Regions from separate parts of the Homo sapiens genome. Here all the other regions are linked to region 2. The links are chromatin loops, found by intact Hi-C in ENCODE. Cell type or tissue: B cell. All regions are shown on one strand.

Evidence for each region. A loop is a pair of places that touch in the nucleus more often than their neighbours do. Peaks named below come from ENCODE experiments on the same cell type or tissue, not always from the same donor. Only the 100,000 strongest peaks of a DNase experiment are listed, where the experiment ranks them.
Region 1: a loop joins it to region 2, with 26 times the contacts of the local background. A loop is called at or near these places in 55 of 110 quality-filtered maps.
Region 3: it touches region 2 in a loop (4-fold over the local background); 6 of 110 quality-filtered maps call a loop at or near these places.

The regions. Positions count from the first base shown.
Region 1 is chr11:36,303,133-36,311,132 of GRCh38, forward strand. The region is part of intron 1 of PRR5L (proline rich 5 like); the gene reads left to right. Among named protein-coding and RNA genes, the nearest start is that of PRR5L, 11 kb to the left of the region's middle. In B cell, a CTCF peak has its summit at 3,955; a DNase peak (open chromatin) is centred at 3,939.
Region 2 is chr11:36,488,691-36,496,690 of GRCh38, forward strand. TRAF6 (TNF receptor associated factor 6) reads right to left here. Exons shown (of 7, transcript NM_004620.4): 5 at 6,286-6,357; 6 at 3,861-3,938; 7 at 1-1,960. The coding sequence ends at 1,148. Among named protein-coding and RNA genes, the nearest start is that of TRAF6, 18 kb to the right of the region's middle. In B cell, CTCF peaks have their summits at 4,200 (motif pointing left) and 4,411; a DNase peak (open chromatin) is centred at 4,231; H3K27ac peaks cover 1,650 bases.
Region 3 is chr11:36,373,322-36,381,321 of GRCh38, forward strand. All of the region lies in intron 1 of PRR5L (proline rich 5 like), which reads left to right. Among named protein-coding and RNA genes, the nearest start is that of PRR5L, 81 kb to the left of the region's middle. RefSeq lists an enhancer at 3,874-4,445 and a silencer at 4,039-4,188. In B cell, a CTCF peak has its summit at 4,138; DNase peaks (open chromatin) are centred at 3,620, 4,240, 4,940, 7,740 and 1 weaker place; H3K4me3 peaks cover 2,909 bases; H3K27me3 peaks cover 2,988 bases.

The DNA of each region.
Region 1 (8,000 bases), 190 kb before region 2:
CAAGACAGGAAGACAGCTTAGGAAGCAACCGTACACATCCAGACTCAAGGTGATGGTGACTTGAACTAAAACAATAACAGTGGTGATGGAGAGAAATAGATGTAATAGAAAGTTATTTTGGAGTGAAATCTATAGGACTTGGTACTTGAACAGTTGTGTCAGGGAAGTCAAAGACAATGCCCAATCCATACCCCACTGAACACCTAGCTCTGTGCCTTCTTGGCAGGAGAAAAGGGCTAGAGTAAGAGAATGTGGAGATACCTTGCTCATAAAAAAATCGAGAAGACATTATCAGAACCATAACATCCCCTTCAACTGTGAGGAGCAGACTGTTGTCCACCCAACCTACATATCTCTTTCCTGGCTTCCACTAATCCTCACTTTTGGTGCAACTTGCCATTTTCACTGTTTGAATTTTTTAATCTGCACCTGTTATAAAATAGAGATCATTCCTTTATCCTGACTTGACTGGAAAAACAGAGTCAAACCACAGCTCCTGGTCCCTTCCCTAATTGTCTCTCAACTCACTAACCTGCCATTAGCCTTGAGTGATGTGACGTATGCACCTGTCTGTGTTTCACAAGAAGCCCTTGATCCTTGGGCCTCTTCAGAGGGCTTAACTGGAATGAAAAATTAAACAAATATTGAAAAAACAATAGAACGAACAATACATGGTCATGTCCCTCTAATCCTTATTGATTTTTAAGATCTTCTCAGGCATGAAAACAAGATTCACTGCTAGCAACCCAACATTGGATTTCTGTTAACTGAAAGAGTGGCTTATTGATCAGGGTGGGATGTCCAGCAGGGCAGGAGCAGGCCTGTGTCTGCCCCACCAGCTAATCAACCCCAATTCAACCCTAAGAGGTGGAGCTCAGTTGGGTGAGAGCTGCACTCACTTGAAATGAGGGACACTGTGGCCCAGGAGGGTCCTCGCAGCATCCTCAGAAGAGACTGAGGCCATTCCTCAGTTATATACCAACTCTCTGGGGACCTCATCTTTTTCTTGCTAAAGGCCTCAAGAATTCCTCATTATTTTTTTCTGTGTCAAAAATAATATAACTACTACATGAATTCATGTGTAGAGGACATGGATCTGCAGAATAAAATGGGTTCATCTACATATGTTCCTGCCTTTCATTCCTCTGTCTCAAGGAATTGTTCATTTAACAACAGATTCAGCTGTTATTCTATGCTGTTTGAAGGTTGGCAATACAGCCATTCACCATATACCAAATGGCAAAAATCCCTGCTCTCATGGAGCTTTTATTTTAGGGGATATTGTGAACAGTTTGGTGAGGAGCCTTCCAATCCATATATGTATTAATACAAACAGGTTTGTGCTGTACATATGATTCTGTGGCTGGCTTTTTTCACTAACAACATGTCTTGGAGCTCATTCTGTGTCAGCATGAATGGTCCTTCCTCATTCTTTGATAGTTGCATAATGGTTCTCTGCAGGGATAAACCCCTGCTAGTAAACATACAGTTATAATTTTTGTTTTCACAAATAGTGTTGCAGCGAACTTCCTTCTGCATGTACTGTTGTACACACACAATTTTGGACACTTACTAAGCCATGATATATAAATTAATTACCCTCTCTGTGCCTCAGTTTCCTCATCTGTACATTGAAAGTCATGGTAATAATCTCCCTCTAGCCATCAGGGAAAAGCAAATGAAAACCATGATGAGACGCACTTTACACTCACTGGGATGGATATAATTTTTAAAAATAGATGACAAGTGTGGGAGAAGATGTGGAGAAATTGGAATCCTCATGTGCTGCTGGTGGGAATATAAAATGATGCAGCTGCTTTGCAAACAGTCTGTGCATTCCCCAAAAGGTTAACACAGAGTTACAATTTAACCCAGCAATTCCACTCATAGGTATATACTCAAGAGAAATAAAAACACATGTTGCCACAAAAATTCGTTTAGAAATGTTCATAGCAGCATTATTCATAATAGCCAAAAGGTGGAAACAACCCAACTGTTCATCAACTAATGAAGAGATAAATAAAATTTGGCATATTCACACACAGGAATATTATGTCACATTAAAAAGATATGAAGTACTGATACAGGATCCAACATGGATGACCTTTGAAACACTATGCTAAGTGCAAGAAGTCAGTCATAAAAAGCTACATATTATATGATTCCATTTATATGAAAGGTCCAGAATTGCCAAATGTATAATGACAGAAAGTAGATAAGTGGTTTTTAGGGGCTGGGGTTGAGTGGGAAGGGAGGAAATGGAGAGTGACTGTTAATGGGTATGAAGTTTCCTTTTTGGGGTGATAAAAGTGTTCTAAAATTTGCTGTGGTGATGGTTGTACCTATCTGTGAATATACTAAAAGCCATTGAATTGTATACTTTAAATGGTTGAATTGTATGGTAGGTTCTATGGTCTGAATATTTACGTCCCCCTGAAATTCATCTTTTGAAACCGAATTACTAATGTGATGACGTTTTGGAAGTGATTAGGTCATAAGGGTGGGGCCCTCCTGAATGAGATTTTTGCCATTACTGAAAAGGCTGGAGAGAGACCCTTCACCCCTTCCATCGTGAGGATACAGCAAGAAGGCACCGTCTATAAACCAGAAAGTGGGCCCTCAATAGACACTGAATCTGCCGGTGCTTTGATCTAGGACTTCCCAGCCTCCAAAACTGTAAGAAACAAATTTCTGTTGTTGATAAGCCATTCAGTTTATGGCGTTTTGTTATAGCAGTTTAAATGGACTGAGTTAGTATATGAATTATATTTCAATAAAGCTGTTATTAAGTAAAGTAAGGTTGCTGTGAGGACTGACTGAATTACATAAGATGTGTATAAAGGTGCTGGCACTTTGTCTTTTTGGGCCTAGCTTATGTCACTTAGCCAGGAATCTCCTTTCAAATGACAGGATCTCATTCTTTTTTATGGCTGAATAGTACTCCATTATGTATATGTACCATATTTTCTTTTTTTAATTATTACACTTTAAGTTCTAGGGTACATGTGCACAACGCGCAGGTTTGATACATAGGTATACATGTGCCATGTTGCTTTGCTGCACCCATCAACTCATCATTTACATTAGGTATTTCTCCTATCCCTCCCCCAGCCCCCCATCCTGGTGTGTGATGTTCCCTGCCCTGTGTCCAAGTGATCTCATTGTTCAATTCCCACCTATTGTTCAAAACCCACATGTGGTGTTTGGTTTTCTGTCCTTGTGATAGTTTGCTGAGCATGATGGTTTCCGGCTTCATCTATGTCCCTGCAAAGGACATGAACTCATCCTTTTTTATGGCTGCATAGTATTTCATGGTGTATATATGCCACATTTTCTTAATCCAGTCTGTCATTGATGGACATTTGGGTTGGTCCCAAGTCTTTGCTTTGTGAGTAGTGGGTGCTGGCACTTTGAATCTATGTACCTACTACCTTCGTTGTTGCTTCCAGGGGATGGATTTCTAGAAGCGGAATTGCTGAGTGAAAGGGGAGGTGCATTATTATTATTTTTTAATGATCTTGCAAAGTTGCCTTCTAATAAAGGCTTTACCAATGCACCCTCCAAGAAGCAGTGCATGAGGATACCAGTTTTTTCCTGTTTCCTTTTCCTTTTCATAGCAACCACCACCAAAAAAGTCTGAAAGAATACACACAAGTGTTCATAGTGATTTCATTGGGTAATGGGATCAGGTGTCAACTTCCTCTTCCTTTTCCTGTATTGTTTATCTCTATTTTCTCATAGTGCTAAAAAAAAGAACATGTAATAGTTGTATAATGTTTAAAAAATAAAAGCACCCCCCACATCTCTTCTCCTTGAGGCTCCTACCCATTCACAGGGTTGGTAGTGATGACTACAAAAGACCCTGATTGCCACACCCTAAAAAGGACAGGAGCCCTTCCCATTGTGATGGTTTTTGTTGTAAATTTCTAGAAGAAACGGCCAGGGGGCGACAAATCTAAACATGAAGGAAGTGCAGAAACTGCAGTTATTTCCCCAGAACTGTACTTTCTTGCTAGAAGGCACCAAAAAGCCCTGTAATAAAATCATGCTGTGAGATATTTCCCCCTTCCCAGCTACTAGACACAACAAGTTTGCAAATGCTTCATATGCCTTGTCATTCACTCCTCACAATTCCATGACAGAGGTACTGGCGCAAAAATGAAGTTAAGGAAATTAAGCAGCTTACTCAAAGGCAGACTGCTAGGAAGTGGCAGAGGTAGATACTGTTAAGACGCTTTCAACTTCAAGTCAAGAGTCATCAACAAGGATATTTTATTATCTCATTTAAAAATGAGGACATAGGGCAAGCTTCAGGGGAGGTTGATTCAGCAGCTCAGCAATGTCCTCAGGGTGCCTCTTCTTTCCACCTCTCTGCTCTGCCATCTTCCTGTTGCCTACATCCTCAGGCAGAAATAGGGCACTAGCAATGACATCTAGAATAGCAGAAGGCCAAGCCAATGCACCCTCCCAGAAGTAGTGCATGAGGATACCAGTTTTTCCCCTTTCCTTTCCTTCTGAAAGCAGCCACCAACAAAAAAATCTGAAAGAATACGCACAAATGTTCGCAGTGATTTCTGTGGGCGATGGGATCAGGTGTGAACTTCTTCTTCCTTTTCTTGTATTGCTTATCTCTATTTTCTCACAGTGCTAAAAAAGAACATGTAATAATTGTGTAATGTTGAAAAAATAAAAGTACTCCCCACATTTCCCTTTGCTACGTCCAGGGGAAGAAGAGAGGGACAGTTTATTCCTAGAGTTTTCTCCTTGGAATGATGAAATTTTTCTTGAAATCTCTTTCTTTTTTCCAGCAAACTTTCCCCCACAGGCACACTGTATGTCTCACTGGCCCAATCTAGGTCACTTACCTACTTGGGAACCAATCATTGGCAAGGTGAATGGAATTCCCTCTCAGTCTGTCCCTGGGGTTTGTGCTGGAGGTGGGTCATTGTCCCCTGAGGGGGAACATTTCCTGAGAAAAATTGGGATTTTATTAGGAAGAAAGAGGGGAAATGGATGTTGTAGAGTTGAAAGGAAGAACCAATGTATCCAGCATTGGTAGAGACTCAAACATGCAATTGTGAAACTCAGTAGCCTGTTTATAGCTGCTGTGCCATTCTGTGTCTTTGCCAAGACTTCCATTGCTAGAAATTGATTATTGAGGATGGAGAATATAAGTCGTCCACATCTGCTCTTTCTCTCTATCTTCAGGCCCCAATCCTCAAAGAAAGGGGATTTGAAAGTTTGGTTTGAGGCAGGTTTTTAGAAGTGAAGTAGTTGATTTTTGAAATGCCATGGTCTCCACTAGATAATTTCTACCTTGCTGTCTCTAGCCTGGAAGAGTGCCATTACACATTCCCCCTGGGTGTCTCAGGAAAGGTCACTTTGGGATGGTCTCCTCCTCGCAGCTTATGGGACTAACTTGATTAATAGTATTGCATTTTAGATTTAGAGGACTTTGGAAAGACCTGCTTGACCTCCCTTCGTGGGAATCACAATTTTAGCTGATGTGATAGATTGAGGTATTGTTCAGTAAATCTTCACTCATTTCCCTTCCACCTTGGGACACAGTACACTTCCTGAGTCACTGACTCTGGGCTTGGGCATTGACTTGTTCTGGTCAATGGAATGTGATCAGATATGACTCTATCAGAGGCTTTAAATAATGCTTGCACTGTTTGGCTTGGCCTTCTGCTATTCTGACAGCCAACAGAAGAGCATAACTTGGGTAGCCACTGCCCTTTCTCCCTGTGCTCCAGAATTAGTCACATGGAACAGACACAAACCTGAACTAAGGCAGAATTGCCCTAGTCAACCTGCAGATCTGTAAGTGAGAAAAAGAAAGGCTTATTTTCCTCAGTCACAAAGTTTTTATTTTGCAGCAGTATTGCAGCAATAGTAGACGGATACAGGTGAAATTTGAGGGCATTCAGCAAAGTGTATGGAGAGTGTAGACAAATTAGATAAGCTGTGAGAATATGTCTCATCGAAGCAGCTCCTGGAATAACAAGTGTTAAGTATGGCTCAGGGAGGGAAAGACTTGGAGTTGTTTTGGTGAGTTTCTTGGAGCAGCCTAAATTCTAAGAACTTTCTATAAACTGTTTTCTGACCTATTCTCACCAAAACAAGCATCAACGCCAAGAAATTACTAAACCATGTGTTTCATCATCAATACGCAAATGTAGAATAATGTAGAAGAAAGAGCACTAGACATGGTGAGGTTTTGGACCACAGCTGTGTACTAGTTTAGCTCACGTCTAGTCTGTGGCTTCAGGCATGTCATTTAATTTCTCTCAACTTTACTTTCCTCACCTGCAAGTTAATGGTAGTTTTAAGAATAAAATTATCAGGCATATCTATGGTTTTCAAACTGTACATTTAGTGATGGGATTTTCTTCAAAGAAAATCAACAGGTAAACCTGAGAACTGAATATCACAGTCAGTTTAAACATTCCTTATTTGGAACCAAGTCTTTTACTGTTGGTGGTAGTGAGCATGATGGTGGTGGTGGTAGTGGGGATGATGATGGTGGTGGTGGTATATGATTTCAAAGTCTCCAAAAATGTTTCCTTGTCTTCTCTTTCTTCCAGATCCCTCTCACTGGCTGTGATCTGAAAGCCACAATTAAAGATTTTGTATGTGTGTTTTGGCACACTTCTCAGATTAAAGGGATGAAGAGACTCATCCATACTCAACAAGTCCACCATAATGACAACACAGTCACTTTTACAGTTCTATGATGTCTCAAAGTGTCTGTACATCACCCATGATTATCCCGTTAGTTATGTGGCAATTCTTTGACTCCATGTCAAAGAATGACTCCATCATCCCCACTACCACCACCACCATCATCCCCACTACGACCACCACCATCACTATTAGAGCAGAACAATTTACCATCCTGACCTGGAAGCCTGTTGTGTCCTCTCAAAAGAACACATCATCATTCCGTGGCTTGACATAATGCTGGGCTTCTTTACTCATATGTGCTACAAATGGTACCCCAATTTACTCTGTCCCCAAGGGTATTCTCGGTTCACAACTCTGTCTGACAGTGAATAACAATAAGTACGATCAGTTGTTGCAAAAATAGATTTTACCGTTAGATCAAAACTTGGCAGCAAGCGCATCAAGAACTCCCGTGTGTCCAGCCCACTGCTTTAGAACTACTGCCTTAAGTATATTTCCACTTTGAAACTCACTCCCCTGATCCTTAGGAGCTGTTTACACTTTAATAAGAATGAGCCCATTAGAGTCCACCCAGAGAGCATTTAATAGGGGCGAAGTAGAGCCTCTTAGTTTGAATTCACTCAGGAGCAGACCCTGAGACAAGGATACAAATGCAAGTAATTTATTTGGAAGGTTACTGTTACACAAGTAAGGAAGTTAGGTGGGCAAGGGAAAGTAGCCAATAAAAGATGAATTGTCAAGAAAATTACCCATGTGGGTGACTGAAGCTAAATCCTACCAGGGGACTCCCAGAACCAGCATGGAACATGCACCCAAGAGTTCTCCCACACAAGAGGAAAAGGACTTGCAATATTTATACAGCAACTTCCTTAGTCACTGGTTAAGAATGTTCTCAGGGGCTGGGTGTGGTGGCTCACGCCTGTAATCGCAGCACTTTGGGGGGCCGAGGTGGGCAGATTACAAGGTCAGAAGATTGAGACCATCCTGGCGAACATGGTGAAACCCCGTCTCTACTAAAAATACAAAAATTAGCTTGGCATGGTGGCGTGTGCCTGTAATCCCAGCTACTCGGGAGGCCAAGGCAAGAGAATCGCTTGAACCAGGGAGTCAGAGGTTGCAGTGAGCCGAGATTATGCCACTGCACTCTGCCTGGTGACAGAGTGAGACTCCGTCTCCAAAAAAAAAAAAAAAAAAAAAGAATGTTCCCAGGAATATCAGTCCTGAATTTTCTGGCCTTCCATGTGCATGAGCATAATGCACCCCATAGCATCAATTACAGGGAGAATGGGAGGAAGGAAGAGCTTGAGAATGCA
Region 2 (8,000 bases):
CCTGCAGTTGTTAGGCTACAGCAACATACTCAAGCTAAGTTGTGATACAACCACTGTGACTTCTAATCCTAGTTTGGTGACCTCCTAGGTATCTCCAATCATCTCCCAAGTTTTAAAAAATTCTGATTTTAGGAAATCAATTTTGTTCTTTTTAATCGAAATAAACCAGAGGGTATTCAAAAGAGCTGAAAACTTCTGGCTCACATAGCTTCTGTCACCACCAATGAGATGCCACATGCGCTGACTACTTGGGTCACTTTTAATTTTTATGTTGCTGATTGTATGTGTGCATCTCCTGTCTTGTAAGCATTAAACAAATGAAGACATATGCAGAGCTGTGAAATTCACTCTGCACTGAATAGACAAAAAGGGTTACATAGCATAACAATGAGCAGTTGGTATCCACGTGGTTCTCAGCATTATAAACTCTGGGGAAGATGCTACTTCGTAACCTCAAGGAAATAAGTAAGCAAGGCAGAAGGAACACTTAAACAAGTATTATTCAACAGACATGTTTACACTAAATAATTAAGGTTATATTTAGGGTTTAAACTCATCCCTGAATATCCTTAGTAACAACCTGGAGGAAAAACTGGGGTGAATGAGAACTTAAGTTTTCCAAGGATTATGGTTCAAATCCTCTGAAATCTATAACAGGTTAAAAAAATGAGAACTCAACTTTCTAGAGCAATAACTCTTCTCGAGGGCACTAGCACAAGGCGGTAGTGATTTTCACTTTTAATATATTACATATAATACTACAAAAAGACTGAAGTTTTAAGGAAAATCCATTATTATTAAAAGTTTAGTACTCTTGAGTCTGGACTTTCTGACAATAAAATACACCAGAGCAAAAGCCCAAGAAAGTACAACAAAGAGGTATACTAACTGGCAAAATAGCTGCTGCAACATGCCACAGGCACTTCAGGCCTAACATTTCTGAAAAAGCATGGAACGTGTGGATTCCCAGGAAAAAACTGCCTCAGATCATTTGTAACAGGAAGAAATAGTAAGTGACCTCTCTAACAACACTCACTAGTAGATATTACATATTTCCCGTGGCTTGTTTGTTTGCATGTTATTGAGAACAGGGCAAGGAAAGGCACTGTTTTCTCCAGGTAGTTGTTTTTGAGCAAGTGAGGGCAAGCTATACCCCTGCATCAGTACTTCGTGGCTGAAAACCCTCCCTCCGAAGGCTACCCATGTCAAAGCGGGTGGAGACCTCACAGCGCACTAATAATGTGTCATCCTTAATGAAAGTTCTTTGTCTTAGGGCTTCCAGATGCATAAAAGTTACATAGCCAAAACCTTTTGGGTTCCGTGGGATTGTGGGTCGCTGGAAAGCAAGCAGCTCTGGTTTGGCATCCATTATCTCTTCGTGGTTTTGCCTTACAGGTGCTTCAGACTGATCAAGAATTGTAAGGCGTATTGTACCCTGGAAGGGCCAAGGGAGGTGGCTGTCATATTCTCCTTGCATTGTGTGGACAAAAAGGGATATATAGTTTGCACAGCGCTGAGCAGTCGGTAACTGAAGGTGCAAGCGCATGCACAGTTTGTACCCGGGTTTGCCAGTGTAGAATCCAGGGCTATGAATCACAACAGGTTTCTCCTCTTCTTGACATTTCAAATGCATTCCAAAGTTGCCAATCTTCCAAATATAAATTCCATTGCACTGCTGTGCTTCGATTTCAGCAACTTTGTCCTCAAGGGTTCGAATGGTTCGTTTGAGCTCACTTACATACATACTCTGAGTTTCCATTTTAGCAGTCAGCTCCCGGATTTGATGGTCTTGTCTTACAAGGCGACCCTCTAACTGGTGAATAGTTTCCTGGAAATTCCGGACCTCTGAGATATACCCAGAGTCGGGTATAACGCTCAAACTATGAACAGCCTGGGCCAACATTCTCATGTGTGACTGGGTGTTCTCTTGTAGGTGGCGTGCCAAGTGATTCCTCTGCATCTAAAAATCAAGCACAAGCCTTAGGCTGGGAATAGATACCGTGAGGAGTAGGAAAAGGACCTGGCCAGGTCAAATAAGAAGTTTTCAAGTAGTCACACCACTTCCCTCAATTCTCTACAATTTTCCTTTGCCTTCAACAGATTCTTGATCCAATGAGGCGACTCTGCCTCTTAGTTCACTGAAAAACAGACTATCTGATGACTACTCTCCCAGCTTTCACTCACATAAATCTCCCTCCCACCTACAAAAAATGTATTTACACACATCCTTCTTTTCTAACTGAGATGCCTGTCCTCTCCAAGATTAACATTCTACCTGTGCTCTAAATGTTACCTGACCTGTTGCGACACCCCAGAGATTTTACTCAGTGATTTTTCTTCATCTTTAAACATCTCTTCCTCTAACACTTTCCTTTAGAATACAATTATTGAAGTCTTTCCCATCAAAAAAGGACAAACCTCTCTGAAGAGCTTTTGTCTCTCTCTAGTTAATATTAATACCATTTTTTTTAAAGTCAAGAATATAGTCTACCTGTATTGTCTGCAATTCCCAGTATACAAATCTATTGCAAATTGGAATTTCTCCTGGCACCATGCCATTCTAAGGTCATTAAGAACACCCTATTATACGAAAAACATTCATAATACAACAATTTTTATTATAAAAGGTCATATAGTCTTTAAAAAACCTAGAAAATATAGATGACCAAAAAGGGTGTTACCTAATATCTCACCTAACTTCCATTAACATTTTATTTCTTTCTTTTTCTCTAAGCACAATACAGAATTTTCCCACAAAATACAACCATACCATTTTGCTCATTTTATTTTTTAAATTATTAAATGTATGTTTGTTACACATAAGTCAGGGAAAAAAAAGTATAATGGAAAACCAAAAGTGTAACTGCACTCTCCAAAAAGAAAGACATATCATAAACAATGATCAATCTCAGACATTTGACACTACTGATCATGAATCTTGAAACTAATTTTGGAGACCATAATACTACTTTCTCTTTGCCTGGTTCATCTGTTTCTTATACTGTTTGTTCATGGCTCTTTTCCTTGGCATACTTCTCTTTCCTGTACATACGCCATATGATCTCAATCACAACTTCCATTATTACCACAAATCACTTTCCCAAATCAATACTCTGAGTCCTAATTTCTCTTTGGGGCTTAAGACAGCACATAATGCATGTCAGTCATCCCACCTGTTCCCTAGCTGGGTGAAGTCATTATCTGTAATTCAATACATTAAAACAGATTTTTTTTTTAAACTCTACCTCCAGTCAGTTCTTCCTGTGTTCACTCTTTTTTGCCGAATGGCCCTTCCATCTACCCAGTGACAAAGGCCAGAAACCAAGAGTCATTCTAGACGCCTCCCTCTCCTTCACTCATCACATTTATTTAGTCACACAGGCAGTAGATCTTCTCTCCTAAATATGTACTGGCTCCTAGGTCTATCTTGACGGTCATCGCCATAATTCAAGCTGTCTTCACTTAGGTATTCCAACAGCTCAGGTACTAGTACCCCCACCTCCACCTCAAATCATCTACATTGCTATTGGGTTGAACTAGCACAACACAAACTACTTGTAGTTCCTCAAATCACCATGCTCACTCTTTCTCACTGGTCTTCTCTCCTTTGTCTTCTTGGAAAACTATTTCACCTGTCAAGATTCAGCCCAAAGCATCATGTTTTGTCAAGTCTGTCTGAATGCTTTAGGCATTGCTAAGTATGCCTTTGCTTCTGCTCACAGCATCCATGAATAACTCTATTATATCACTTATTACACTGCTTTACAACTACATCTACATTCTTGTTGTTATTCTCCACTACATGATGTAAATATTTTTTTTTACTTATATTCAAGAATTAAAAGAAAAAAAAACCTTACCTTTTCATGGCAACCAAAAGTACTGAATGTGCATGGAATTGGGGCTGTAGGGCAGTCTAGATCATAATGATTAGGCATCTGAAATCCAAAACAAAGGCTGAAAAATCTCTTCCTTGCATATCATTTTCTAGTTTGATGCGATCACATTTAAACTGTATTGTCAATGGCTGCTTTGTACCACATTGGCAGTTGAATAGGTGCAGCATAAACCATCACCCACAAAAATTAAAAGAACATCTACTTTCAAAAGTTATAGAGAAAGGAAATATCAACATCTCATAATATCCCCTCCAATTATCCAAAATTCATTTCAAGAAAATGAATTTGTTCCTCTTGCTGGGAACTGGCACCCTCTAGTGGCACTTTACAGAAAAAACACCTAACAATAGCTACAAGTGCAAACTGGATTAAGACTCCCACTATGGTCTAGGCCATTTAATAGGAACCAGTCAACTGCATGCACTGAAGCCACTGACTACACCCATACTTGCCTCATGACCACCTCTCAAAAATCATCTTTGACCACCTTTCAACAATCTTCTTAACTTTTGTTAAGCTGGGCATATTTTAGCTACAATGGGGAGACTCAGATGTTAGAAGGTACTTTAAACACATTAATAGAAGCTCTAAAAAAAGTCTCAGTCCTGGATTTTGGGACTCTAAGACACATTCTCTAAGGTAAGATCCTTTATACTCAATCATATTTTTTCAAAGAGGTGCCAAATTCCCTTTAGAAATTTAATGTAGCTATAGTTGTAGATATTTCAAACAGGAAGTACCTGAGAGACCATTTATTATAATTCAATCCTTCATTTCTCAAGAGGGAACAGTGTAGAACAGGGGCCAATAAAATTTTTTGTAAAGGATCAGATAGTAAATATGGGCTGTACTGCCTCTGTCCTAAGTATTAAACTCTACCATTGTCATACAAAAGTAGCCATACACAAGACATACACACATGGGTATGACTGTCTTTCAATAAAACTTTATTTACAAAAACAGGTAGAGAGACAGATCTAGCTGGCAGGCCAGTTTGCTGATCCCAGATCTATTTAGAATGTCAACTTGTTAAAGATGAGAGGGCACAGTTAAAATCACAGTTTAAACCTAGGACTAAAACCCAGGTTTTCTGACTCTTAGCCTAGGGTTTTTTCTTGTATTTTCTTTTGCTGGGTTTTAATTTGTTGCATGGTTTCCTTTAAATGTTAAAAGACAGCAAAAAGGAAAACGAGTTAGGACTTCATAAGCAAAAGATGTTTAACACCTTCAAATTAAGGCTTTGTTGGAAAAATTAAGAGACTGTTAACAAACCAATGAAAAAGTTTTAAGGTTAACAAACTTGTCCAGTGACAGGTTTTGCTTGCTGCTTCTCAGTAAGGTATATCAATAATGATCTCTGGGTTTACAGATTTCATGGGTATATAAATATTTAATGGTTAATATTCATATTTTGTGGGTAAACTCCCCAAATGTCAGAAGATAGCAATCAGATGGAATTTTCCTTTCTCTACTAATAGTCAAAACAATCTTTGGGCTGGGCTTGGTGGCTCACACCTATAATTCTAGCACTGTGGGAGGCTAAAGCAGGTAGATTGCTTGAGCTCAGGAGTTCGAGACCAGTCTAGGCAATATAACAAGACCCCGTTTCTACAAAAAATCTAAAAAAATAAAAAATTAGCCGGGCATGGTGGTGCACGCCCGTAGTCCCAGCTCTTTGGGAGGCTGAGGTAGGAGGATCGCCTGAGCCAGGAATTTGAGGCTGCAGTGAGCCATGACTGTGTCAATGCACTCCAGCTTAGGCAACAGAGTGAGACTCTATCTCAAGAAACAAAAAAACCCCACCATATAATTTTCTATTACAATTACTACTTCTAATGATGCCCGGTCAGTGGCCTACAGGACAACTGAACAGAAGGGCTACAGGTCCTAAAAATCTGAAAACTTCCCTGTATGCCTCAGGGATTACAGCTACAAATATTATTCTCCTACTGAACAGAACTGCCTTCCTTTATTTCGCTGTTCCCTCTTATTCTTTCAGCCAATCTCTGGACACTTGAGATCCTCATTTCACAGTGTGTAAATATATATATATATATCTTAGTTTTTTCTTTCTTTAAATGGGGACCCTTACTTTTGATTATTTTTATCTTAAAATTGGTTTTGTTGGGAATTTTTATGAATATACAAAAGCACAGGTATTATGTTAATGACTTAGGAATTTTAAGTACTTAAAAAGGGCTGGATGTTTTGTTCTCCCTGAAAGTATTTATTACTTATATTAATTTATATAAAAAATTTTCACACAGCTCTAATACTTCTTCAATCTGTATTTCTTTGCCTTATTGATTTAAATTTTCAATTAAAAAACCTAATTCACTTCTTTAAGCTGTTTATGAAAATAATAATTTATGAAAATGAATAATACCTGTTCTCTGATGAGTATAGTATTGCAGTATTCACAGATGACATTTGCCAAAGGACAGTTCTGGTCATGGATCTGAATTTTATTAGAGAAATATAATTAAAGCATGAGAATATCTGAAAAAGTGAAAACAACTAATTTTGATAAAAAGCAATTTTTCACTATAAACAAATAAGGACATCAATTTGTACAAAGCAAAAGTGAGTGAAAGTGAGAGTAATATATAAAGGCTATTTTCTTTCTCTTTCCCAGTGTAATAATGAGATTCATTCAACTTTCCAGCTCTTTAAAAGAGCAGGGTAGTATATAAAAAATAATTTTTCAAATCCCTTCCTTTTATCCTGAGGTGGTACACCTGTATCTACTTTGGACATCATCTGCCGAGGCTATACTTCTCCAAAGGTAATCTTACAAAAATTTTCAGCAGCAGCATGACAATTTAATTAAAATTTCTTGTCAGTAGAGTTAAAGAACAAATCTTTTATTAGGACATGAGGATTTGGTGCTCAGTTTCTCATATGCCCCAGAAGGGTAAGCCTTATTTTCTAGAATATAATGACTTTAGTTGATGTGCTGAGAAATAATTAGCCTTCCAGGTTAAGTCAATCTAATTTACTAAAGTTTAGAAAGGAGTTGTCGGGCCGGGCGTGGTGGCTCATGTCTGTAATCCCAGCATTTTGGGAGGCAAAGAGGGCAGATCACCTGAGGTCAGGAGTTCGAGACCAGCCTGACCAACATGGAGAAACCCCATCTCTACTAAAAACACAAAATTAGCCGGGCATGGTGATGCATGCCTGTAATCCCAGCTACTTGGGAGGCTGAGGCAGGAGAATCGCTTGAACCCAGGAGGCAGAGGTTGTGGTGAGCCGAGATTGCGCCATTGCATTCCAGCCTGGGCAACAGGAGTGAAACTCCATCTCCAAAAAAATAAAGAAAAAAAGGAGTTGTCATTTTACTCTAATTATGACTGAGACTTCTCTACATTTATACCAAGTTAGCTAACTTTTTTTGAATATTTTATCAATGTAATGGATAAAATATGCTTGATCTCAAAGTGGGGAAAAACTGCCAACGTGAATTTATAAAAACTATAGTTTAAGGAAGTATCTAAGTAACAGAATAAAAACATAAATTATATGTAGGTTATTTTATAAAAGTATACATAGGATAGGGATCAAGGGCTTCGATTTCAGGGTTAGCTTTTTTTATTGGCAATATTAATACAAGTCTACTTAATCTATCTCAGTTTCTGAATATAAAAACTGTCCTATAATCATGATGCTGTTAGGCACTACCAAGTTTCTTTTTAAAAGATAAACTTTTGGCCTGGCATGATGGCTCGTGCCTGTAATCCCAGCACTTTGGGAGGCCAAGGCGGGCGGATTACCTGAGGTCGGGAGTTCGAGACCAGCCTGACCAACATGGAGAAACCTCGTCTCTACTAAAAATACAAAAATATTAGCCGGGCATGGTGGCACGTGCCTGTAATCCCAGCTACTCAGGAGGCTGAGGCAGGAGAATCGCTTGAACCCAGGAGGCTGAGGTTGTGGTGAGCTGAGATCATGCCATTGCACTCCAGCCTGGGCAACAAGAGTGAAACTCTGTCTCAAAAAAAGAAAAAAAAAAAAGGATAAACTTTTAAATTTAACATACAAAATGAGAAGTAAATACATTATATACGCTGCACGATAAAGTATCATCAAGAAAACATACTTTGT
Region 3 (8,000 bases), 120 kb before region 2:
AAGTCCCATTGACATTTAGGTAGAATTTTGGTTAGAATTTGGCTGGTGACAAGCATCATATATTGGCATTAATGGTCCTTAAGGAGAAGCTCTGATTTCCATGGAAATACTGACTACTTCTCCTCTTAAGAAAATTCTGGCTTGGCGTGGTGGCTGTGATCCCAGTGCTTTGGGAGGCTGAGGCAAAGGCTCAGTTGAGCCCAGAAATTTGAGGCTATGGTGAGCTATGATTAAGACACTGCAGTCCAGCCTAGGCGAGAGAGCAAGACTCTGTTTTAAAAAAAAAAAAAAAAGAAAGAAAAAATATCTGCTTACAAAATGAGAAACTCTTAGGGTTAGAAAAGAATTTAACCTCTTTAAACTTCCCTTTCAGTCCTTCAATACTTTTTTATGGCATGCTCGTATGTTGTGAATACTTCTCTTTACCAGGAAGTACGCTTCTCCCAGAGGAGACTCTTTCATCTTTAGACAGGCCTCATGATTAACCTTTTTTTTCTTATTGCACAATGCCCTGCCCACCATAGGCAATCAGTACAGCATACGCTAAATAAGTTCATTTCTATGTCATTTGCTGAGTACATACTATGTGCCAGACACTATTCTAGAAACTTGGGCAATATCAGTGAATTAAAAACATCAGATTTGTTTAACTGAACCGATCCCTTATAGAGCTGATGTTCTACCCTGAAAGTAGGAGGTGGTAAAAGACAGATAATAATTTTTTCCTCCTTCCTTCCTTCCTTCCTTCCTTCCTTCCTTCCTTCCTTCCTTCCTTCCTTCCTTCCTCTCTCTCTCTCTCTCTTTCTTTCTTTGTCTTGCTCTGTCTCCCAGGCTGGAGTGCAGTGCTCACTATATCCTCCACCTCCCAGGTTCAAGCAATTCTCTGCCTCAGTCTCCAGAGTACTTGGGATTACAGGCACCCGCCACCATGCCCGGCTAATTTTTGTATTTTTAGTAGAGATGGGGTTTCGCTATGTTGGCCAGGCTGGTCTTGAACTCCTGACCTCGTGATCTATCCGCCTCAGCCTCCCAAAGTGCTGGGATTACAGGCGTGAGCCACCACACCCGGCCAAAATTTTTTTCTTAAAGTAAACCATACAATGTGTTACAAGGTTATAGATGCTATTAAAAAAAAAAAGCAGAGTTGAATGAGGGAGACTGGGAGGGAGGGGCGAATTACAACTTTAAATAGGTGGAATAGGGTAGGTCTTATTGAAATAAAACTTGAAGGAGATTGAGAGAGTTAGCAATGTAGAATGGATGTTCCCAAACTGATCTCCCTGCAGCCGGGTAGAACTAGTTCCCTTTCCACTTCCCAGGCCCTAGGGATAATGATAGGAAAAATAATAGCTTAATATCCTTTGAATCCCAGCAGGGATTCTAAACACTTTTTCTGTATGAATTCACTAAATCCTCATAGCCACCCTAAGACAGAGCTACTACTTTTATCCCCATTTTCATATGAGTAAACTGAGGCACAGCAAAGTTAAGTAACTTGGCTAATAACCAGAGTATGGGAAGAAGAGGAGCTGCTGTGGAGACCTTGCCATTTTGGCTCCAGGCTTTGGCTCTTAATCCCTTAGACGAGCCTCTTTTAAGTCTCCTCCCTGCTCATTGTCCTCTCAGTTTCTTGCCAGGCACGGTGGCTTATGCCTATAATCCCAGCTCTTTGGGAGGCCGAGACATGTGGATCACTTGAGGTCAGGAGTTCTACACCAGCCTGGCCAACATGGTGAAACCCTATCTCTACTAAAAATACAATAATTAGCCGGGTATGGTGGTGCATGCCTGTAATCCCAGCTACTCGGGAGGCTGAAGCATGAGAATTCCTTGAACCCGGGGAGGTGGAGGTTGCAGGGAGCCGAGATCATGCCACTGCACTCCAGCCTGGATGACAGAGGGGAAACTGTCTCAAAAAAAAAAAAAAAGATTTTGTTTCCCAGGCATGTGTCCCATGCCCAGTCTCTTTCATTGTGTGTGATTCCTGGGATGAAATTTAAAGCCCTTCATCATTCTAGGGCTTCTGTTGAGGATCTTTTAGCTTTACCTAATATCGCAGGACAAATGAGACACCCAGAACTTCTTCAACCCGCTCTCATGCCCACAACCACCGTAACACATAGGTTTTGTAGGGTCGCAATGACCAAATCAAAAAATGAAAATGAGTCTTGCTCAGTTTTGAGATAAAAGGACATGCACATCTTTTTCTTCAGCAAATGTCACTGTGGTTTCAAAGCCTATGTGTGATGTGCGATCGGGCAGCATTTTTAAAGTATTTCCTGCTCAACCATAGGGTGAAATGATGCAGGTAGTGAGTCCTGCAAACAGCTGCACTAAATTCTTAACACCTGCAAAAAACAACAAGAACAACAACAAAACAAAACCCAACAGTTTTCAAAATAATTATGCATTATTTTTAATTTTTGGCTTGTTGATTTTCTGTGGTTTCAAACTCTGAAGGACCCTCTAATTCATGAAACCTGCAGTTAGAAAATGAGTTTGGGAGCTTTAAAAGAATTTGCAAACAAGGGAAAGATTTCACTTGCATTATATTTTCATCAATGCACTTAAAACAACTTCTGGAATCGCCAGAGTTCCAGGCTCCACTCCTCTCTTCAGCTCCGCCCTGCTCCTTTTTAAGTGAGCCCCAGAATCACCTCTTGGCTTGGCAGTTTCCCATTGCGGGGCAGCTGGGCCGGGGGCGGGGGTCGGCTGCAGATCTCCCGTTGTGTGAGAGAAACGCAAGCACGGAGCTCCCTTGACCTGCTGCATCCTCCTCGGCAATTTTTTTTTTTTAAGTCAAAAAGCTTGGATTTCCTGAAATTGTTGAACTGGATGTAAGTGCAGGGCCCCCCTCTCCGCTCTCCCCAGCAGGGTGAGAGTTGCTGAAGGGGAGGAGGAGTGAGATGGGGTGAAGTGAGTTGGGGGACATTGGAGAGACACTAAAGCTAGGTGCCCGGGACAGGAAAAGTGGGAGGAGAAGGAGGAAGAGGGGAGGAGGGGGAGAAGGGGGAGGAGGAGGAAGAGGAGGAGGAGGAGGAGGAGGAGGAGGAGGCGGCCGTAAGATGAGAGAGGAGGGAAACGTGTCACCAGCCCGGCTGTGGGAGCTCCGCGGCCGAAGCGTTTGTTGACTCGCGCTGGAGAGGAACCGAGGCTGGACGGGACCCCATCTGAGGGCAGAGCTGGGGGAGGAGGGAGGGACGGAGGGAGGGAGAGCTGGGCAGAGCGCGACGGGGAGAACCATCCAGGTCGCTCATTTCTCTCCGGTGAGAAAACTTCCTCGGGAAGACCGGAAACTTTTTCCTAGGCGCGCGGAGTCTGGGGCGGAGGCGAGCGGCGGGTGTGCGCGACTCGGGGTGATTCACGCCGGGGACCCCAAGGAGGTGAGTGGTGGGTGGGGGGCGTCTCTGGGAGGGGCCGGAGTCATAGGCTCAGCAACCGCGCAGGATTGAGCGAAAATTACCGCGCGCTAATCTGACGGGGCGCGGCGTGGCGGGGGTAGGAGCTAGGGAAAAGTGTCACGTTTGGGGGGGCAACCAGGTGGGAACTCCTGCATGGTTAAGGATCCTCCGATCGGACGCTGCAGGCAGGCGTAGGGGATCTTACTCGAGACCACCATGGTGGGGAGGTGGGCAGGCCACGCTCCCGGTCTGCTCTTTAGGGTGGTTGAAGTACCGCCGTGAGGTGGGATGCGGATGCTGGTGATCATGGGACCTAGGCTGAGCCGGGAGGTCGAAAAAGAAAGTCGGCTTGTTTGACTCTCTCGTTCTCCCTCTGGGGGGCAAATCTAAAGAGCTGACCCCGCTTAAGCACGGGAGATTTCGCGCCTGCAGCAGCCTTTTCCCGGCGGTCCCCCTTTTTCTGGAGGGAGGCGTGGGAGAGAAGGGCAGGGCAGGGAGCCACTTTGTCCCGTGCGCTGCTGCACGCGCGCGCTCTGCGGACTAGGGTGGGCCAGGGCCCAGCCAGTGGGGATCCCGCCGGGACGGGCTGTGAGCAAGCCCTGGGACGGCCCGGCTGCGGACCCCGCGCTGGGAGTCCGCAGTATCCCCCTTCCGTTTTATTTCTCCCGCCTGCCTTCCTTTCGGCGAGGCTTTCCTCTGCGCGCTTACTGTGCGCGCATGCCGGGCTCGCTGCACGCAGGGGGCGCTCTAGGGGCCCCGCCCGGGCAGCTGGGACCCTGCCTGCCCAACCCTCCGGCCCATTTTCCTTGAGGCCGCCGCCCGGGGTGGGACCAGGCTGTGTGCTTGCTAACTGTGCTTCAGGAATCCGCTCTGGGATGCCTTCCTGTCTGGCAAAAGGGGTTACCCCCAGTTCTACCCAGTCCCTGTCCTCGGTCACATGCTGCCGCCGCCTCTTCCCCCGCGGTGCCGGGAGCCCGCGTTTTGTTTGTCAGCAGTTAGGCGGTGAGTATTTATAGACGCCACGGCAGTCCTGCGGTGCGCAAGGTTTCAATTACTGCGATGCGCCCCACAAGACGAAAGGTTCACGCGCTGCGTCTGAGCTGCACGTCTGCCCCGGAGACCCGCGTGGAAAAAGCTCTGGGCTGGAATCTCCGGGCTTCCCTGCTTGGGCAGAATTCTGGACCTGTTGCCCAGACGACACGTGCACATTCAGATGACCCATGCTAAGGACCAAAGGGATGCCACCGGCCCAATGTACTGCCTTCATCCCCCACCATCCTCAAGGGACCCTTGCTGATCAAGCCCGGGAGACTACCCTTTTTGACCTCTCTTTGGTGATCCTGACCACCGTAGAAATTTGCAGTCATGACATTTCATTGCCCTACATACTGCAAAATGTCAAAGTGCTGAGCTGTGGTAAATTGCTCTGGGGTGGAAGGCGCTGTTACTGACAACACGAAGCAGCTAGCGGGTCAGGAGGGGAAATGGAGCTTGCAGAAACTAATTTAGCCACATTTAAAATTTAGCCCCTGGTAAGGTTCCCAGTATGACTGACGAAGGTGCAGGGCTCCTGTCTGTGGAACCTGGCTGGTTAGTCTTCTCTGGTTGCAGCCCTAGAATCAGGATCAAGGGTGCTGTTTAGAGCGGTTTCTGTAGCATGTAGCCTTTCAGATAAGGGAAGTGATGCTTGGTCAATCCACAAAGTTGTCTTCAGTTTTTCCAACTGCAACCATTGTTCTTTGAGTATGTTACTGATGCTTCTAACAACTGGAACCACTAATATGTAAAAGAAGAAAGGCACTAGAAATAAGAAAGTCTAACTAGCTTATTTCTCAAAGGCTTAGTTTAGACTACTTTGTTTCTCAAGGGTGGGACCTCATTTCTTTCAGGTCCAGAGGGCCATGGATATATATTTATTTCTGTGGGTGAAATTTCAATAATGTTCTGTCTTAGAACATTACAAATATGTGCCACTTGTTTTAAAAAGGGGAAAGGTGCAAATGCCTCTTGAGGTCTTAATGATGTCTTAAACTTTGCACTGAGAGACTTTGATAATATTATATACTCCTCATGCAAACAATGATATAGGTACTATTATATCCCTATCATATAGATGAGCCCACTGAGGCTTGGAGAATTTAAGTAATTTGTCTAAAGCCATACACACAGGGATGGAGCTGAGAATGGATTACAGATTTGTTACTCCAGACTCATAGTCTGGACATGTCTTTCCCTTCAATTCTCCATTGTTGATTAGCTCACGTTATAGTTGATTAGATGGATGGCTTTTTATTTATTTTCAAAATTTCACAGAATGTTACAAATTGGCTCAGTTATTGGGGAAAAAAGCCCTAATCTTGTCTTTAGAAAACTGTTATATTGGTTATCTGAAAATCTCTTGCTGATAGTCCAGACCTAAATCATAATCCTCACTTTGCTCCTTGACTTAATGTATCTTCAGCATTAAAGCCATTTATCTGTAGAAAATTGAATTCAGTAAGGACTTTGTGGATTACTTAATTTTTTCAGATTTCTCCATACTAATGATTTGTAGGTATGCATGTGTCTGTTTTCCTGTGGCTGTTCCTTTTGTACAAGGTAAAATATGCTGAAATCTCTCTTAAATTGCAGCCTTTTTCCTTTTCATTCTTTTTGCAGAGCTAGACCCAATACAGAATTGATTTGAAAAACAGTGTGTGAGTTCCTCTGAAAGATCCTTACAATGTCTAATGTTCATCATTAAAGGTTTGTTCTCAAGAGTTGCCTCTCTGTATGTAAAATGTAAATACATGTTAAAGGCAATGCTTGTAGAAATGACCCTTTGTTAACAAGTCAGTGTGAATTAATATTTTAGTTGCTGAAATATAGGAATAAAATATTTTGTGGATTTTGTACAGAATATTATGGGGTTTGGAATTGGGGAACAAAGAGAGCGGTACCCTGATAAGCAGAAAGCACTGTTTTACAAGAGAAGATTTCACATGGAGCCAAGGAGGGGGATGGATGGCAGTGATGGGGCATCAGAGGTGAATTTGAGTTAATTCACATTTTTGTCAGTACCTGGGGATCCAAGATTTACTTTGAAACTTGTACAGTTAAAACAAATGAGCTGACTTATTTATTGGGCAACTTCTGTGAGTCAGGTATAGCTATGGTAATGGTATTTGCGCCTCCCAACAACTCAGGTAGGAAGGTATTATTTTCTCTATTTTCAGATGAGAAAACAGAGGCTCAGAGAGGGTTGTTAATTTCCCAGTGTCACACAGCCATGAACTCAAGCGTCTTGCTCTTTTCAGTACATTTTGATATCTACCCTTGAAGGCCTTCCATGGAGAACCCAGGGTCCCAAGTTCTCAAGAAAATCCTAGTGGTTCACATGGAAGTTTCTGGATCAGAAGTCAAGGCCAGAGCTATTCAGGGACTCTAAAATGAGGAGACAGGAGGTGGGTGAACAATGAAGCCTGAAGGGATAGTCTGGATAATTCTGACAGTAGTGATGCCACAGAAGAAGGAAAGTCAGGCGCTGTGGATATTGTGAATATAGAGAATTACTAGCATTGGCCTGGGCGAGGATGGCTGTCGCATTGCAGAACACACTAGATGAGGTTCCCAGAAGGGAAGAGTGGTGAAGTGTCTCCACCTCCCTCCCGATGCCTTCTGCTGCCCGGTGTTGGCTTTATAGTCAATATAAATTAGGGAGCCTGTGGGACCTGTTTGCATTTTAATTAGACTTGGCCCTTTGAGGTTCCAGTCACTCAGTCTCCCTCTTTAAATATTCTTTTTTTATGCTTTGCCAGTTTATGGCCTTTGTAGATTAATCCTCGGATTTCATGTACGGGAGAGAGAAAGAGAGAAAAAAAGCAAAGGTTAGTGATTACCTAAATTGGATTAAGTTCTGTCTAGCAGCATTTAAAGAAATGCCTCTTGCTCCCTAATTACCATCAACTAAGAATTTAAACGGTCTATTAAATTTAAGCTGACTTTTTTAAAAAACTCCCTGAAATTTCCAGCTGTAACATATTCTGAGATTTTAGAGGTTTTTATATATTCTTCAAATGTGTAGAGGACATTCTCTGCTTTCCCCCCCTTTTAAAAAATATTGCATTTCTGGAGCAGGATAATAAATGACATCACTATATACTAACTTCGTTAAAAAGCAGAAGCTCACAGCTAGGCTCAGCTAGAAGGGTTTGTGGAGAGCAGTAGAAATCCATCTGACCGTGGCCTACGGGAAGACCTTGTAAACATCTACCCCCTCCAAACAACCTGTCATTAATTATTTGTTCAATTTATTTAGCATAGAATTATATGTTACATAAAATTATGTATTTACTCGTGTATTAAACTTGCAAAGCTTTCATTCTTCTTTTTCTCCCCTCAATTTTGAGGTGCGAATATGTTTCCCTCACCCACACATCAATATTCTGGTTTCACTTTAGCTGGTTACCAAATGCCGGCAACACTTCCACTTTACCGTTCTCTCCTTACATTACCTATTACAGAACTTTCTCCAACTTTGCTGGTTCTTTTTGACACAGGATGTGTCCTGTATTTTGTTGATGGCATCTTTGGCAGCAGTTGGGTTTCCAGCAAATACTA